2 separate regions of the Mus musculus genome follow, and region 2 is linked to region 1. The links are chromatin loops, found by intact Hi-C in ENCODE. Cell type or tissue: gastrocnemius. All regions are shown on one strand. Each heading gives the region's core, and the rest is flanking DNA. Links, peaks and the distances in the headings are about the cores only.

What was found. A loop is a pair of places that touch in the nucleus more often than their neighbours do. Peaks named below come from ENCODE experiments on the same cell type or tissue, not always from the same donor. Only the 100,000 strongest peaks of a DNase experiment are listed, where the experiment ranks them.
Region 2: a loop joins it to region 1, with 5 times the contacts of the local background. A loop is called at or near these places in 20 of 42 quality-filtered maps.

The regions. Positions count from the first base shown.
Region 1 is chr15:101,516,672-101,524,726 of GRCm38, reverse strand. No RefSeq gene overlaps it. Among named protein-coding and RNA genes, the nearest start is that of Krt84, 12 kb to the left of the region's middle. In gastrocnemius, for the core only: a CTCF peak has its summit at 4,757 (motif pointing left); a DNase peak (open chromatin) is centred at 4,744.
Region 2 is chr15:101,335,619-101,343,673 of GRCm38, reverse strand. No RefSeq gene overlaps it. Among named protein-coding and RNA genes, the nearest start is that of Gm35853, 19 kb to the left of the region's middle. In gastrocnemius, for the core only: a CTCF peak has its summit at 3,969 (motif pointing left); a DNase peak (open chromatin) is centred at 3,935; H3K4me3 peaks cover 304 bases; H3K27ac peaks cover 2,684 bases.

The sequences.
Region 1 (8,055 bases), core at 2,006-7,005:
AAGCCCTCTGAGATCATTGTTATAGTATCCTTGTCTGTCTGTCCCCACTCTTGTCTGTCTCCACTCTTGTCTCCATCCAACTTACTCAGCAAAATGCTACTAGAGAAGTCTTTCTCACACAGAAATCTAATCATGGCTCCCCTGCTTAAAGCCTTCGACAGCTTCCCATTGCCTTTCAGAAAGTAGCCCAAGATCCTTAACATGGCATTCTGGTCCTGCGGCATCTGTCTACATAACACTGCTCCCAGCCACTCCCTCAGTGCACCCTACTTCCAACCCTCTATTTTTAGTTAATTCACTTTATAAACACCTGTCCAGTGCCTATTACATGTCAGGGATGATGCCAGGCAAATAATTGATAATAAAATCCAGTTCTTATCCTCAAGCAGCGCCAAGTCTAGTCTTCAGAGGAGGATAGATATATAACAGACTTGAGAGGCTGAGTGCTGTGCTAAGGCCAGGACAGATGTCACTGGGTATAGCACAGACTTGGGCAGTGCTAGCTTCCTGAAGGATGTGGCACCCAGCAGAGATAGATGCAAAGGCTGGTGACCGAGCCATCGAAGTGAGACAAAGAGTTCCAAGAGAGGCCACAGTTTGTGCAAAAGTGCAAACACCTAAAGGTTGTAGAGAACATGCTAGGTGGGGAGACCTGCCTGGAGCTGGGTAGAATGTCATTAGAGGTCAAGACATGGCAGCACATGGATACAGGAGAGTCCATCCGCATAGGACTCATCCAGCAGCCTGGTCCAGCTGCCAGGGCCCCAGATCTCAGCCACACCCAACACAGTTCTTCTTAGGTAGGAGCATGCCTCCCTTCTTCACACATCTTGCCTGAATACTGTGGAGTTGATAATACAAGTGGTTGGGTCTGGTCAGGGTGTGTGTGTGTGTGCTTAAATTCTCCCTTTCTTTCTTTTCACTCTGGTTCTCTCAACTGGCCAGAGAAAGGAGCCCTAACAATAAATCCTTTACTTAACCTAATTGCTGTTAAACAGCAGGTGTTAGTCTCTTGAAGCCAGCTGTTTCAGGCCTTAGAATAGTAAAGAGTTAAGAAAAATAAATGCTACAAAATAAGAAACATTTTAGCCCTTGAAAAAATTTAACTTTGCCTCCAAAGATTGCCAACACTGTCCCCTATTGCTGCCTTCCAGAGGGAACGGGTGCTCAGGCATTCTCCTTGCAAAACAGCAGCCAGAAGGATCCTGTGGAAAACAAGCCCAGGGGCTGAGGGTGTAACTCTGTGGCAGAGTTTGATCTTTGCACAAGTAAAGCCCTACATGCAATCCTGAGATATAAAGTGGATTTTTTAAAAAAATACTAATACAATAAAGTTTAACAGTCTAGATAAATTCAAATATTGGAGTTTTCTGAAAAGTAAACAGAACCAGGCAGATCATGGCAGAATGCAAGAATTCAAGAAGCAACCAAATCTTTATTCTCTCTTCCTTCCAGAGACATTGAGCTTTGGGTGGGCCTCAGCTATGGAGTGGAAAAGTATCAGCTTGGATAGCTAAGAGCCTCATGAAAAGCCTTCCCACCTAAATACAAAAGGATAGAGACACGTACGGGTTGGAAAATACAGAAACAAAGTCCATGGTCTGTTCTCTCTTGTGGCTTTGCATTAGGGCCCAGCCCTGCAGGGCTGGGCAGGACTTTGTAGCAGGGTTGTGGTGAAAACCCTGAGAGGTTTGGTGGCTCTGGCATGAGGAACCAGGAAAAGACGTTCCTGAGAAGGTTAGGTGGGGTCAAACTGGGAAACTGGAGAAGGAAATGCCTGTGTGAGCAAGTACACCCACATCCTGGGCTCTCCTTGAACTTCACTGGCATGCAAACCCAGAGCCATATTCCAAGGACTTGGAGATTTGAAGTTAGACCTATGTCCTGCCCACATTTCTAGCAAAGCCCTGAGTGATACCACAGAACAGCCACAAAGCAGTCAGCACATGCTTGGGAAAGTCAGTGGCCTTTGGCCACCACCACCCCTCCAAGAGGGCTGGAGTACGCACCCTGAAACTGCTGACAGGGCTGATTCCTCACTAAAACCAAACCAAACCAAATTTGAACCTTCCCAAAGGATTGTATCAGGACACCAAGTCAACACAGCACCAATATCTCTCTCCCTCTCCCTCTCCCTCTCCCTCTCCCTCTCCCTCTCCCTCTCCCTCTCCCTCTCCCTCTCCCTCTCCCTCTCCCTCTCCCTCTCCCTCTCCCTCTCCCTCTCCCTCTCCCCTCCCTCTCCCCTCCCCCTTCCCCTCCCTCTCCCCTCCCCCTCCCTCCGTGTCTCTCTCTCTCTCTCTCTCTCTCTCTCTCTCTCTCTCTCTCTCTCTCTCTCTCTGTACTAAAGTCATTTTAATGTTCAAGGAGTCAAGAAAACACAAGCACTTCCCACAGGGAGGGATAGTCAACAGATACTCATCACCAATGATATGCCTGTGAAGGTCATCACCCAGAGACTATGAAACACTACTGTAACCATGCTCTATAAGGTAAAGAGACACACATCAGAAATGACTAAGAGAGTAAATTGGATATTGTAGTTCAGACCTATAATCTCAGCATTCTGGTTGAGGTGGAAAATTACAAACTTAATCCAAGGTCTCTATTGGTTACAGACTGAGTTCAAGGCCAGCCTAAGTGACTTTGGAGATTTGAAGTTAGATACTCCAAGACCCTGCCTCAAAACAGAAAGCTTAAAAGGGGATGAGACATAGATCAGTGATAGAGCATTTGCCCAGCATATTCAAGGGACTAGACTCAATCCTCAATAAAGAAAGAAAGGGGGAGGGAGGAGAGAGAAACAGAGAAAGAGATTTTCTCAGCACTAGAGAACAAATGATAGAGACAAACCCAAGTAGATCTTTTAGAACTGGAAAGTAGAATATTTGGAATGTGAGAACAGAGAAGAATGGACAGGAAAGACTCAGTGTGCTGGAGACAGAATAATAGTCATTATCCACTAGGAAGAACAAAGGAAAAAAGAACTGGGAAATATTAGGCTGGAAAAAGTATCACATTGCACATGGGAGCAATAATTCAAATCAGCATTAGCAGAGTTCTCATCAGAAGCACAGAAGGCTGTGAGGCAGCGAACTGCAACTCCCAAGGGCCAAGTAGGAAAAGGACTTCAGGTGCCTATTTGTTTGGTGATGTTTCTATGTGTGTGGTACCAGAGCTGGAACCCAGAGCCTGGTGTGACCTGGCTAAGCCTCTTCCACTGAGCTTTATCTTGGCCCTGCAAGTTCAAGACTCCATAGCCAGCAAGCACATCCTTCTGAAGCAAAGGCAGGGGGGATAAAAGACAGGTATGCTTTGTAAGCAAGCCCCTCAAAGTAAAGGGGGGGGACACCTTGGGGAACTGGGAAACGTGCAGTGCAGGGATGAAGAACACAAAGTATCCAATTAGATGTAAGACACTGACTTTCTTCATGTAGCAGAGTGAAGGATACAAAGTATCTAACTAGATGTAAGAGACTGTCTTGCCTTCTGTAGCAATGCAGGAATGGACACAATGTATCCAACAGATGTTAGACACTCCTTTATAGACTCCTTTATAGACTCTGAAAAGTGCACAACTGTTGAAAACAAAACAGCAGCCACTTCAGAGCAGGTGGGGATGGAAGTAATAAAGCCCTAGCTCTATCCAGGAATACTGGTACATGCCTGTAGTCCTTATGTTTGGGAGGTTAGGAAGTAAATCTGAGGCTAGCCCAAGCTATATAAACACTCCCAGGTCAATCTAGACTACATACAAATCCTCTCTCTCTCTCTCTCTCTCTCTCTCTCTCTCTCTCTCTCTCTCTCTGTGTGTGTGTGTGTGTGTGTGTGTGTGTGTGTGTGTGTAGTGCATACATATATATTCTAGCTCTATGTAGACTGGGAAATATTTTTTATATGCATTGAGACTCTAATTAAGTTTAAGTAAATTTTTTGAGTTTTACTTTATTATAATGGTGTGTGTGTGTGGTAAGGTATGACTGTGGAAGTCAGAAGACTATCTTGTGCCATCTGTTTTCTCCCTAACCTTTACATAGACTTGGGTTCTGGGGATCAAACTGAGGTCACCAGTCTTTACAGCAAGCCACTGAGTCATCTCACCAACCCCTAAAAGAACATTTTTAAATATTCAAGGAATCTAAAGAAAACAAAAAAGAGGTGATAGAAGGCAAACATCCGGAAGACCAAAATGAAAATAAATAAATAGAGTCATAGACTTAAACAGACCCACATTAGTAATTGGTTGTGATACACATGGTCCATCCATTATTGTGCCAGGAGCTCCCCTCTTCTGCTTCCATCAACAGAAGCAAACCCAAGGTCCAAGAGGTTAAACTCCTACACAGGGGCACGTGCTTGCCTGACCCTGAACACTAATGAGCCACTTGTCTTGTGGGTAGACTGGAGACCTATTTCCAACCTCCAAGAGTTTGTGGAGGTCAAGCTCATGCCACAGTGCACCTGAAGCACTTAGCTGGCCTTACTTGGCACTCAGTAGGTGCTGCACAAGAAAGCCTTCATGTTGCTTCAATAGATGCATCTGCATTCTTCTTATTATTATTATTAGTGACTCACAAATAGAGACAGAAACCCACTACTGCATTTTTATCCAAGGTGAATGCCATGTGGGCACACAAATCTGTGGACAGCTTCAGTTCCCAAAGAGTTGACATCTTGGGCAACTCCAGACACCTCCTTTGCCTTCCCTGCTCTTCCTCAGGCTTTAGGAAGGCCAACTGAAGGCATTTGCTGCCCTCTGCTGGCCACTAGCTCCAGAGGTTCATGCTAGAAAATCCAAGGCAAGTGGCAGGAAACTTGAACATCTTTTAAAATCATTTTTCCCCTCCAAAATTTTATTTAGGAACCAAACATTGCAATGATCAAAAAAAAACTTTGCAGAAGAATCCTATCTCTCCCTCTCGCCAACCGTGGCTATCTTTTCAAACTCCTGTACCCTACAGTCTTTTTTCCCAGAGGATACTCACATCACTCTGGGGCAAGAAAGAGCCATATAAGGTTCTAAGTCCAGCAGTTTTCAAACCTGGAGTGGTCCTCCGGGTTGGAAGTCTACAGCTGTACAAATGTGGCATTTTCTGCCCTCCTTCAAATATTTGAGAAAGCTGTTCATTTATACACATATATAGTCAGCCAACACTGAATTCTCAGAGCAGTTGTAAGTGCTAGGAACCTACCAATGGCAGACAAAATGCCTGTACCCTTTTGGCTTATTTTGGGATGAGGCGATAAACACACAATGGTGGCTATGTAAGATGCATGGATTATACAGTGCAATAGAGGGTTTAAACTCTAAAACATATTTTAAAAGTAGATCATAGTCTGTCAGACAACTCAATGAATGAGTCAAGTGTTTGTCATGTGGACACAAAGACCTAAGTTTGGATCTTCTTCACCCATGTAAAAGCCACGGTGCAGTCATGAACATCTCTAACCCCAAGGCAATGGGGCAAGGACAGGTAAATTTACAGAGCTCACCAACCTAAAAAAGAGAGCTTTGGTTCAGTGAAGAGACCCTGTCTCAGAAAATAAGATGTAGAACAGTTGAGGAAGATAACTGAAGTTAATCCCTGGCCTCCACAGGCTCCCACATGGGTGTGTGTTACTACACACACACACACACACACACACACACACACACACCACATACACACGAGAGAGAGAGAGAGAGAGAGAGAGAGAGAGAGAGAGAGAGAGAGAGAGAGAGATTAGAGCAAGGTAAGCCGGATGGAGACAGCCTTAGGGTAGGAGGGCAGGTTACCATTTTTGAAAGAAGAAGAATCTGAAAGATGACATTTGCACAAAAGACCCACAAGCACCAATGGAGCAAGCCTTGTGGATGAGAGAACAATGAACAGAAAAGACACCCACTTGGAAGCTCTGAGACGGGTGTGTGCTTGTCACTTTCAAGGGCCAGCATGGGTGCTGAGGTCACAGGAAGGAGACATGTGAAGAAGCAAAAGGACAGGCAGAAAAAGGCCTTGTCACCTGCTCTTCAGAGTCTAGGTGACATAAGGAGTCACAGGGACATTAGAGGTAAGTGCCACAGTCCAGCCTAACCTGTGATGTGTGGGTCTCCTGAGTTGAGACTTAGGGACTGGGGGCATCAGCAGGGAGACCCATGACACAGCTTGTCTGTTCTCTCACTAAATACAAGGTGAAATGCACAGCTGTTTTCTGGGTCTGTAGTTCAACCAAACACAGCAAACTCCACTCAAGCTGAACACGTGTCCCACTCAAAATGGTTGTGTTGTCTCCACACAAATTCTACACAGCTTGTAGAAGGTCTCAACTGTCCTTGGGTGCCCTTTGTTATGCTCAGAGTTCCTGAGCCAATCTCCTGAGGACACCCAGGAATGATTTTATGGCTTTATAGTTCTTCCTCCTGAGATGTAGAAGATGTTTCTACTGCTAAAGAAGAAAGCAAACCATTCAGAACTGATAATGTGGCCAGTTCTGAGACTAGAGGCTCTGCTGAGCAGCTGCAGGACCAGGAAGCCATGCTGGAAGGATTTGAGGATGGAGGTTGGGGAGAGTATGGGGGGAGCAGCATGTGAGAACTCCTTGGGAGAGAATGGAGTCTCTTGGAGTTCTGGGAAGGAACACCATGAGAAGGAAGTGGGGACAGAGCAGGAGGCAGCTTAGCCAGCAGATGCGAGAGTAGCTTGTGATGTCCCAAGGAGAAATGGTTACTCCTCCAGCTGCTCTCTATTTCTCTGGCCCCTATATCTGCTATACTGAGTCTCTAACACCTTTCCAGATCTTTAAATATTAAAAAAGATATCAGGGAGGGGAGGAAGAATCCCCTTAAAGAGCTGTCCCAGCCAGGAGCATTTGGCACAGAATTGGGCGCATAGTCTAAGTGTAACCAGCAAAGTTTTTTTAGAAGAAGAAGAAGAAGAAGAAGAAGAAGAAGAAGAAGAAGAAGAAGAAGAAGAAGAAGAGGAGGAGGAGGAGGAGGAGGAGGAGGAGGAGGAGGAGGAGGAGGAGGAGGAGGAGGAGGAGGAGGAGGAGGAGGAGAAAGAAGAAGAAGAAGAGGAGGAGGAGGAGGAAGAGGAGGAGGAGGAGAAAGAGGAGAAAGAGGAGAAAGAGGAGAAAGAGGAGAAAGAGGAGGAGGAGGAGAAAAGAGAGAAAGAAAGAGAGAAAGAAAGAGAGAAAGAAAGAGAGAGAAAGGAAGGAAGGAAGGAAAGAAGGAAGAGAGGGAGGGAGAGAGAAAGAAAGAGAGAAAGAAAGAGAGAGAAAGAAAGGAAGGAAGGAAGGAAGGAAGGAAGGAAGGAAGGAAGGAAGGGAGGAAGGAAGGAAGGAAGGAAGAGAGAATATTTCGGAAAGCCCTTCCTGCCTTTCATGAAATAGAGTCTACCTAGAACAAAAGCTGACCCTATCTCTTACAAGGCAAATGTCTCAAGGAATCCAGTTCACTGCTTGGAACTAATGGCACTTTCTTTCCCCCTAGGCTCTGCGAGGGTGTGGGCTCTGTGAATGTCTGTAAGTATCTGTTGGAAAATGCCTTCTATAAAAATTACTTTGGAAATGGGCAAAACTAATCACAAGGCTACCCCACTGAACCTCCAATGTTCCCCAACTTCCTCTTCTCCAGGATCTTCTTTTAGGACTTCTGGGGATGGGAAAGGGTATCCAAAAGTTGAGTGCCACCTTACTGGTGGTCACCAGGAATTTCAACCCAGGGAGAGGGGTCTAGGGGTTGAAAAAACAGAACCTGTCATGTTAACCACTGACCCCTTGAGGAGGAGGCAGGCCCTGTATGTGAAGCCCTCAGGGACTTTTGGTGGGTGAATGACACCCCAGCAAGCCCCTCACCCCTCCCTGTTCCTCTTCCCACAGGTGTCAGCAGCTCCCGTGGAGGAGTCACATGTGGGGGCCTCACCTATGGCACAACCCCAGGGCGCCAGATTGTCTCTGGACCCTCTGTCACTGGGGGCAGCATCACAGTGATGGCCCCTGACTCCTGCTCTCCTTGCCAGCCCCGCGCCTCCAGCTTTACCTGTGGGAGCAGCCGCTCAGTGCGCTTCGCTTAGTGACAGG
Region 2 (8,055 bases), core at 1,946-6,945, 180 kb after region 1:
AGACAAACCAGAGATGCCTGGACTGACACCCCATCGAGTTGGAGGCTGCAGTGCAGTGCGAAGTCTGTCGCTGGGGGTTCCCGGAAGAGGGGAAGCCAAGTTAAAAGAGCATTAGAGGTAACAGGGAAGATGGAGAGAGTGACCTTGCTCAGCCCAGATTGCCCAGCCCCCAGCAGGGTTCCTGGAGATGAACAAGAAAAACTATGAGCTTCTGTAATATGTGGAGGCCTCTTAAATGCTCACCAGGATACAGCCCAAGAGCACAGACTGCAGCCTGGTGTCTACTGGGAGTCTAGCATGCTGTTGGCACGTGGCAAATTCTGGTGGAAGGAGCAAGCAGATAGATGGTGATAGCAAGGGGCCATAGCTGCTGAGAAATGCAGAGAGCACCATCACGGAGCATGTTTAGTGAGGCGGAGAAAGCGGAAGCGGGTCTTCGTCTTCAAGGACTCGATCCCGGAGCAGTGCCAGGATCCATGCATGTCCCTTACTCTGCCCCCGTTGTGCCAGGTTCTCTCTATCAAGGTTGCCTTGTGGGGCCTCAGGCTAGTCACGTTCCAGAGTTGTAAGGACACTGAAGATGAAGTCTCTGACACAGGCCCAGGGGCGGGGGACGGGGGTTGGGGGGGAGTGGAGCTAAAGATCCCCCTATCATCCATCTGGGTTGTTTGTTGGGGCCTTCAGCTATTCTAGGAATCATGCTGACACACCAGAATGACAGAGGACATCCTGGGGGGCTTATGAGTCCCCCAGAGACCTATGGGAGCAGGGAGCAAGGGGAAGATGAGGCTGATTGGTAAGCTGTTTGTTTTGACCCATTGCCACCGCAGTGCCCAGTTACAGGCTATACAGCAGGAAAGGGTCCTTCACAAAACCCCTTCCCAAATGTCAGGCATCAATATCTAATCTTCTTAAGCTTAAAACATCCAGTGTGCCAGGTATGGTGTCTTCAGCCTATCAGTTGGCACCTTGAGCTGTCAGTTATCTGAGTTCCCAGGACAACACACCCCTCCCAAAGGGGCTGCACCCATAGTACCTGAGATGAGTGTGTCCTGGCACTGGATGGGGGCAGGGGAGTGGTTGGGGCATTCTCCGAGAGCTGAACTATACTTACATTGTTAATTTGTTGTAAAGCTTTTACAAATCAAGGCAAGGGGGCTGGAGAGATGGTGTGGCGATTAAGAACACTCTCTGCTGATCTTAGCAAAAGAGCCAGGTTGGATTCCCACCCAGGTTGGAGCCACCCACAAGGTGGCTCACAAGCTATCTTTAACTCCATTTCTAGGGAAATATGAAACACCCTCTGGCTTCCGTGATGCACAGAAATACGTGCAGGCAAGACACCCACATACATAAAATAAAAATAAATCTTTTTTTTAATATGATGCATGAGAAAAGAATTTAGCATGGTGCCTGGCACAGAATAGTTGCTTAATAATGCTGCTAACAGCCAACACAAGCCCTTACCAGCTTTCCCAAATCCCCAGTGGAGATGAGATGGGCTTTCTATCAGGCCTCAGTAGCCTGTCCTTTGGAGTGATTAAACCTACCTGTTCATTCTCAGAGATAGATTTGGAGAAAGTGAGGGCCAGAGAAATGACCCAGCCCCTCCTCTTTCCTTCTGGCACAGTCACCCAGGCTGCTCCCCAGTAGAAAAAGGTTGACCAGCCCAGACAACCAGCACAGCGGCCACCACTGCCCTCTCCTGGCAGAGGCAAAACCAACACATCTCTGGAGCCTCCAGGAAAGAGGCAGAAAGAAAGCAGCTAGGGATGTCTTTGGAAGTGCTAAATGCCAGCCTCAGACCTACATATACTTGGCTCCAATTTTAGACCTCAGTTCTGAGAGTCACTCAGGACCGATGCCCCTTTCCTTCCTGCGCTGTTTCCTCCCCAACACCATCCACTGAATGGCTGCCACAGCGCCCAGTGGCTGCGGTGGTATAACTCACATGAAACCCTTCCCCTGCTCATCTGCTTCCTCAGCATCAGGTCTAGAGTAACATCACCACCACCCCCCATGGACACCCCATTCCAAGAAACCACCCAACTGTCTGCAACTCCACTGCCCCTGTTCCCTGGATCCCTTTCTTTTGCTTTAGACAAAATAAGGGATCATGCTGATCTCTTTCTTGTGCTTTGGTTGGTATCCAGACAAAATAAGGGGCCGTGCTAGATCGGACCTGGTGCCCACTCCACATGAGAGAATTTACATCTGGTACCGAAAACTCAGTCAGAAGCCTGTGGCCAAAGAAGTCATAGACTCTAGTAGAGAAACCATTGCTGTTGGTTTGCTAAATGGACATGGTGTGCCCAAGAATGGCCATCTAAATAACTACATCTGTGCCCAGAGAATACTGCTCCTGTCCACTCTAGTCAGAGAAGCTTCTTTTTGCAATGATCAGCCATAGTTGTGAAGATTGATGCCTGGTCAAGAACAGAGAGAAGAAATGACCATCGGATACCCATGCATAAATGGGACGTCTGTATCATCCAGACCCCAGGGAACATCCTTCCGAAGCCCAGGGAACATCTTGGGGGGGGGGAAGAAGTAGAAGGAACGTAAGAGCCTGGGGAAGTTGGGGAATTGGGGTGAGGTGCTGACTTCCTGGCGTGACGTGGCTGCTGTGCTTATGAACTCACACCAGCTGTGACTGGCTACCTGCACAGAGACAGCATAGGATTAGGCCCCTCAAGATCCCGTCATAAACCTGGATGTGATGTCACATGCCCTCCATCTCAGCACTAGGGAGGCAGAGGCAATCTTTGTGTTGAGACCAGCCTGGTCTAGATAGCTAGTTCCAGGCCAACCGAGGCTACACAGTGAAACCCTGGCTCATAAAAGGGGAGGTGATCTGGAAGTGGAAGGGAAGCTACCTGAGAAGAAAAATATAATCAAAATCAATACATGTGTGAAAATGTGATGAAACCCATCGTTATGTATGATTAATGTGTGCTGATAAAAAAGCATTTTAAAGGAGAAACCACACTTGGGATTTCCCACAGAGAGCTAATGGGGGGTTGGCTAAGACACAAAAGAGAAAGGGGAACACCTGTCACTCTCTGGGGATTAGGAAGCCCAGAAAGTCACCCTAGAACTGAAGGAGGCAGGCTCGAGCAGGGAGAACCTGTGGTGCTTTCTGGACTTGAAGGCATGGGACTAGAGAAAGCACGGCTGAATATCAAAGGCTATATGACATTCTGACAAGGTATCCGACTCTGGATCTGCAGGGGAAAGGGCAAGGGTTACACAGCTGTCCTAGGAGGAATGTGGGTGATGTCTCCAGGTCCCTTGCCAGAGCCTCTGCTCAGAAATAAAAGATCACCCCTCCTCTGCTGGCTTGCTTCCATTTTTTTTTTAAGCTTTCAGGGTGTCTGCTAAGATATCTGAGTCTGATGGCTGTCACAGTAGCCACTTAATTTCTGCCCAAAGGAAAGCAAACAGAGCCAAGGTACAAACACCCCAACTCCCAGACTTTAGGGTCAGCACAGCTAAGACACAGAGAAGTCACTCAGTCTCTGTCTCTCTGTCTCTGTCTCTCTGTCTGTCTTTCACACACACACACACACACACACACACACAACACATACACACACGTGCACACACATCTGTGTCTCTCTCTTCCTCCCTCTTCCCCCTCCCCCTCTCCCTCCCCTCCCCCTTTTTCTCTCTGTCTCTCTCTGTTTCTCTCTCACACACATACACACACACACACACACACACACACGCACACACGCACACATCTGTGTCCCTTTGTCTCTCTCTCTGTGTCTCTCTCTGTCTCTGTCTTTCTCTCTCTTTCTCTCACACACACATACACAGCACACACACACACACACACACAACACAAACACACACAGCACAGAGCCAGTCCTACCCTCCTTTCACCTGCCTTCCTTTGTGGCTCTATCTACAATCTGCAGGCTCCGAGCGCCCCCTGCTGTCCATTGTCACATCTATACCAGCACACTGAACAGTGAGCCCTTACCTTAGGGACTGGGACAACACCCTACTTATGTGAGCCACAGAAGAGGCTTAGCACCATTTGGGGTTCCCTTCTCCCCTCCACTGCCTCCAGTACAGAGGTGGATTGCCTGGCAGAGATCTGTGCTGAGAGCCACAGGTGCCCTGACTCTGGGCCCCCTGTAGGGTCATAGGAGAATTGTCCCAAGTTCTGAGGTTGAACCCTAAGAGAGAAATAAAGGGGCCAGGTTCAGGGCTCCTTAATGGAGTCTATTACAGATCTCTGTCCCTGGTTGGAGGTTGAGAAACCCCCTTTCTTCTTCACATCTGGCATTTCTTGCCCAAGCTGTGGACTCCCGAAGGCTCCTGTGCCGTCTACAAGGCTGTCACAAACCCATGTGGCACCAGCCTGATAGTCCTTCCATGAAACATATTAAGGTATTCCACTTGTGTCCAGAGCCAAGAAGGGAGAGAAGGCACATGGGCTGACAGGGAGGTTGAGAGAACCACATGGCACAGTACACACACATCACACATTTGCACTAGTGAATATAGACATGCATTGCACACATGTATACACACGCATACACAAACATATGCATTTGGGCTTTATGGGTCATATAAGTGTATACATCTTAATGGAGGCATCCTACAGACACCGGCCACCAGCATAGCAACCATCTCTGCAAATGTGTGCACATACCCTGGTCACTGCTCACATGCACACATCCCAAAAGTGCTGAAATGATTCCACAGTGAGACGGAACTAAATTTGAAGCCTGATTTTGCCCTTGCCCTTGCCCTTGGGCTTGTACAACTTTCAGAGTCTCAGTTTCCCCATCTTTGAAAATGGGTACTAAGGTTACCTGCATCCAGGGCTATAGGGACTGAAGAGGATAATGTGTGTGGTTGGCCAGGTACAGCACAAATGTTCTGTGACTGACAGAACACATCCCAGGCCTGTTTGTGACAGGATTGGAAAGGGACAAGAATGGTCCCTATCTATGATTTGAAACACTGTGGCCTCAACCTAGGTATACACGTGACCAGGAGCACGCACACACTGGGGGCACTTGTGTGTTTCCACTGTTTATTGAGGCTGCTTAGCTACCGCTGTGCTTAGAGCCCATGAAGCCCAACCCTCTGGTGCCTGTTGGGACAGGACCTGGCTGGATTCTAGCATTCCTGCTGCCTCCACTTCCTCTTGGTCACAGACAAGGAGTGCAAACTAGACAGCTTAGGGATCATTTAATCCCTAGGCCACAAAAGGCTTTACTTTGATACATTGTGGCCTTGGCGTGAGACTTGGGGAGCCTAGGATACATTGTGGCCTTGGTGTGAGACTTGGGGAGCATAGGGTTCTCCTGAGGACTCTACGGCCTGCTCACCCCCTCCCTGTTTGCACAAGCTGCATATGCTAAGACCATAGCTCTGTTGAAGCAAAGCTCTGGGGTCCAAGCACATATCCTCCCAATACCCTATGGCCTATGGCAGAGGAAAGGAGTTCTTTGTCCTGTGTCAAGAGGAAAAGGACCATGGTTCATGTGCTGACACAGAGCCACAGAGCCATCAAGCCAGTCACAAGGTCTATGGGGCTTCAAGGCCACCCCCTGGAGGCTTTATATCAGTCACAACACTCCCAACACACCAGGTCCCAAATGACTTGTCGGAGACCCTCCCCTAATGCTCTGACAGGCATGATGGCATGCCCAGCACCTCTTCATCTGTCCTCTGAAGTAAACGGACCACAAGATAGCCAGTACTACCCTCATTGGTCCATCTCCCTCTATAAATGAGCAAGGCCACCTCACCTTAACTGGGCAACCTCACCTTAACTCTAGGGCACAGCCCTCCTTCGAGGGGTGACATCCCAGAACCATGAGTGTACCCTGCCTGCTCATCTTAAGAGAGAATCTGAAGGCCAGGCAGAGAAAGGGCCTAAGCCACACAGCTTAGAAGCAGTAGAAGCAGGCTGACCAAACCCCATTAGCAGACAAAGGTAGACCTCTCCCTCTGAGCTTTGTTAAGTACACTGCCCAGCTGGTGAAATGGGAGAAAAATGGGGAGAGGGGCCATGTACCCTAAATTCATGGAACTCCCTCTCCTGGAAGGAGCAGCTCTCCAGGGCCAACCTGAGAAATAACAGAGTCCCTTCTGGAACTTCCCAGCAGGTTGGTGGATCAGGGGGAAGCATTATCGCAGCCAGCCATGGATCTGGGTAATGACATTACACCTGCCTACCATGGGAGACAGAAATAGGGAACAGTACTGGCACAGGATCTAGTTCAGGCCCCTACCTGGAGGAACTCCAGCCTCAGTTTACCCAGCTGTCAAATGAAGATAACATTTGTGCTCCCCTCTGGCCACCACACTATGCTACCTAAGATTGCTCTTTAGTTTGAGTCTCTACCTCCAAAGGCCTGGTGGGTGCCTGCCCATAGCCACTCTGGCTCAGCCCTGCAGGCCAAGAGCAGAGAAAAGCAGGGGCCTGGGTAAGCATTCCTCAGGCCCCTCTAGCCTGCTCCCAGCTTCCTTTTAGAGCCTCCAGATAGGAAAGGCCAGACCAGCTTACCAGCACAGACCAAGGTTTCTGTTTCAATACAGTCCAGTTCTCTACCCCCAGCCTGAAAACCACAGCCCACGGAAGGAAGGAGGATTAAGACACTACGAAAGGACCCTTTGTAAGGAGCTGAGCATGGACGGAAGCACAGACAAGCCTTTTTTCTCCTGATTAGCACAACCGCAGCCAGGATCGTGACCCTCTTAACAGGAAGAAACTGAGGCCGGAAATATGGGAGGCTTCAAAAGCAGTAAGGGCATGACTCATGCCTCCAGGATTCCTTCCCATAGAGAAGCCACCAACTAAAACAGTGAGCCAGAGACCCTGACAGAGTCGGGGTGCTAAGCCTCAGGTACCCCTGTGGGGGCATGGCAGAGGGCAGGTCCCGGGGCGGAGCTTGCAACCTCTGTTCCTGTAGACACCTGGTATCCACCTGCGGTGGTCCGCGTGCCTGGGCAGGGAGGCTGCTCAGGGCGGCCCAGACTGGGCAAGATGGGACGGGACAGGACGGGACTGGACGCGACGCGGGCGGTGCCGCCACATCTGAGCACAGCATTCCAGGGCACCGCGCCCGGGACAAGGAAGGAGCTTCCCAAAGCTGAAATGGAACCTCCCCTTGCAGGCTGCTATGGACCTGAGAGTCTCAGCACAAGAAGGAGGATGCTACCTGTACCCCAGTCCCAGAGAGCCTCCCCTGGTCCCACCACCCTCATCAATCACTCATTAGACAGTTCCTGCTGGTCGGGAGGTGGGAAGGATGAATACAGGAGCTTACAAAGGCATTCCTTGACCTCTACCCTCTTACCTGCCAAGGTTCTTAGTCTCCACCCTCACTGCCCCCTACTCACCCACCACACTAGCCACGATGTCTCCACTACCCTACTATGGCTCAGGGAAACCTTTTGCCCAGGAGGCGGCCAGTACTGATCCCTGACCCTCATCCACTTCAAACTCACTAGTGAGGCTCCTCCTTCCCCCACCCTCACACACAACCCTGACAGGTCTTCCCCATAGGTCCTTTGGGTCCTGGCCCTAGACCCTCCAACACCTCTCAGATAAGCAGATCCAAACTCTGTGTGAACAAAGAGAACTTTATAAGCGATCAGCCAGCACCTCAGCCCTGGGCCTTCCCAGTTTCCCATTCACACACACAGAGGTCTACATATTCTCCCATGCATGTGTGCATGGATACACACATACACACACACACACACACACACACCCTTGATATCCCCCAATCCTGTGGCCTTGGTTCTCATGGGTTTCTTACCCCCATCCCCCATCCCTCTACCCCACCCACCCTTCCACCCCCACCTCCCACCCAACCCCCGACATCTGGCAACTGTATTTCAAAATGCTGAGCAATCTAGGCCAGCAAGATGGAGCCTCAAGTCCTAAAGCCCATGGTGGGAGGAAAAAACAACTCCCAAAATGTATCTCCTGAGCTACATACACACACACACTAACAATAACAACAATGATAAATATAATAGAAATCTTTTAATTTAAAAAAGGGAGAGGCTGGGCTGGAG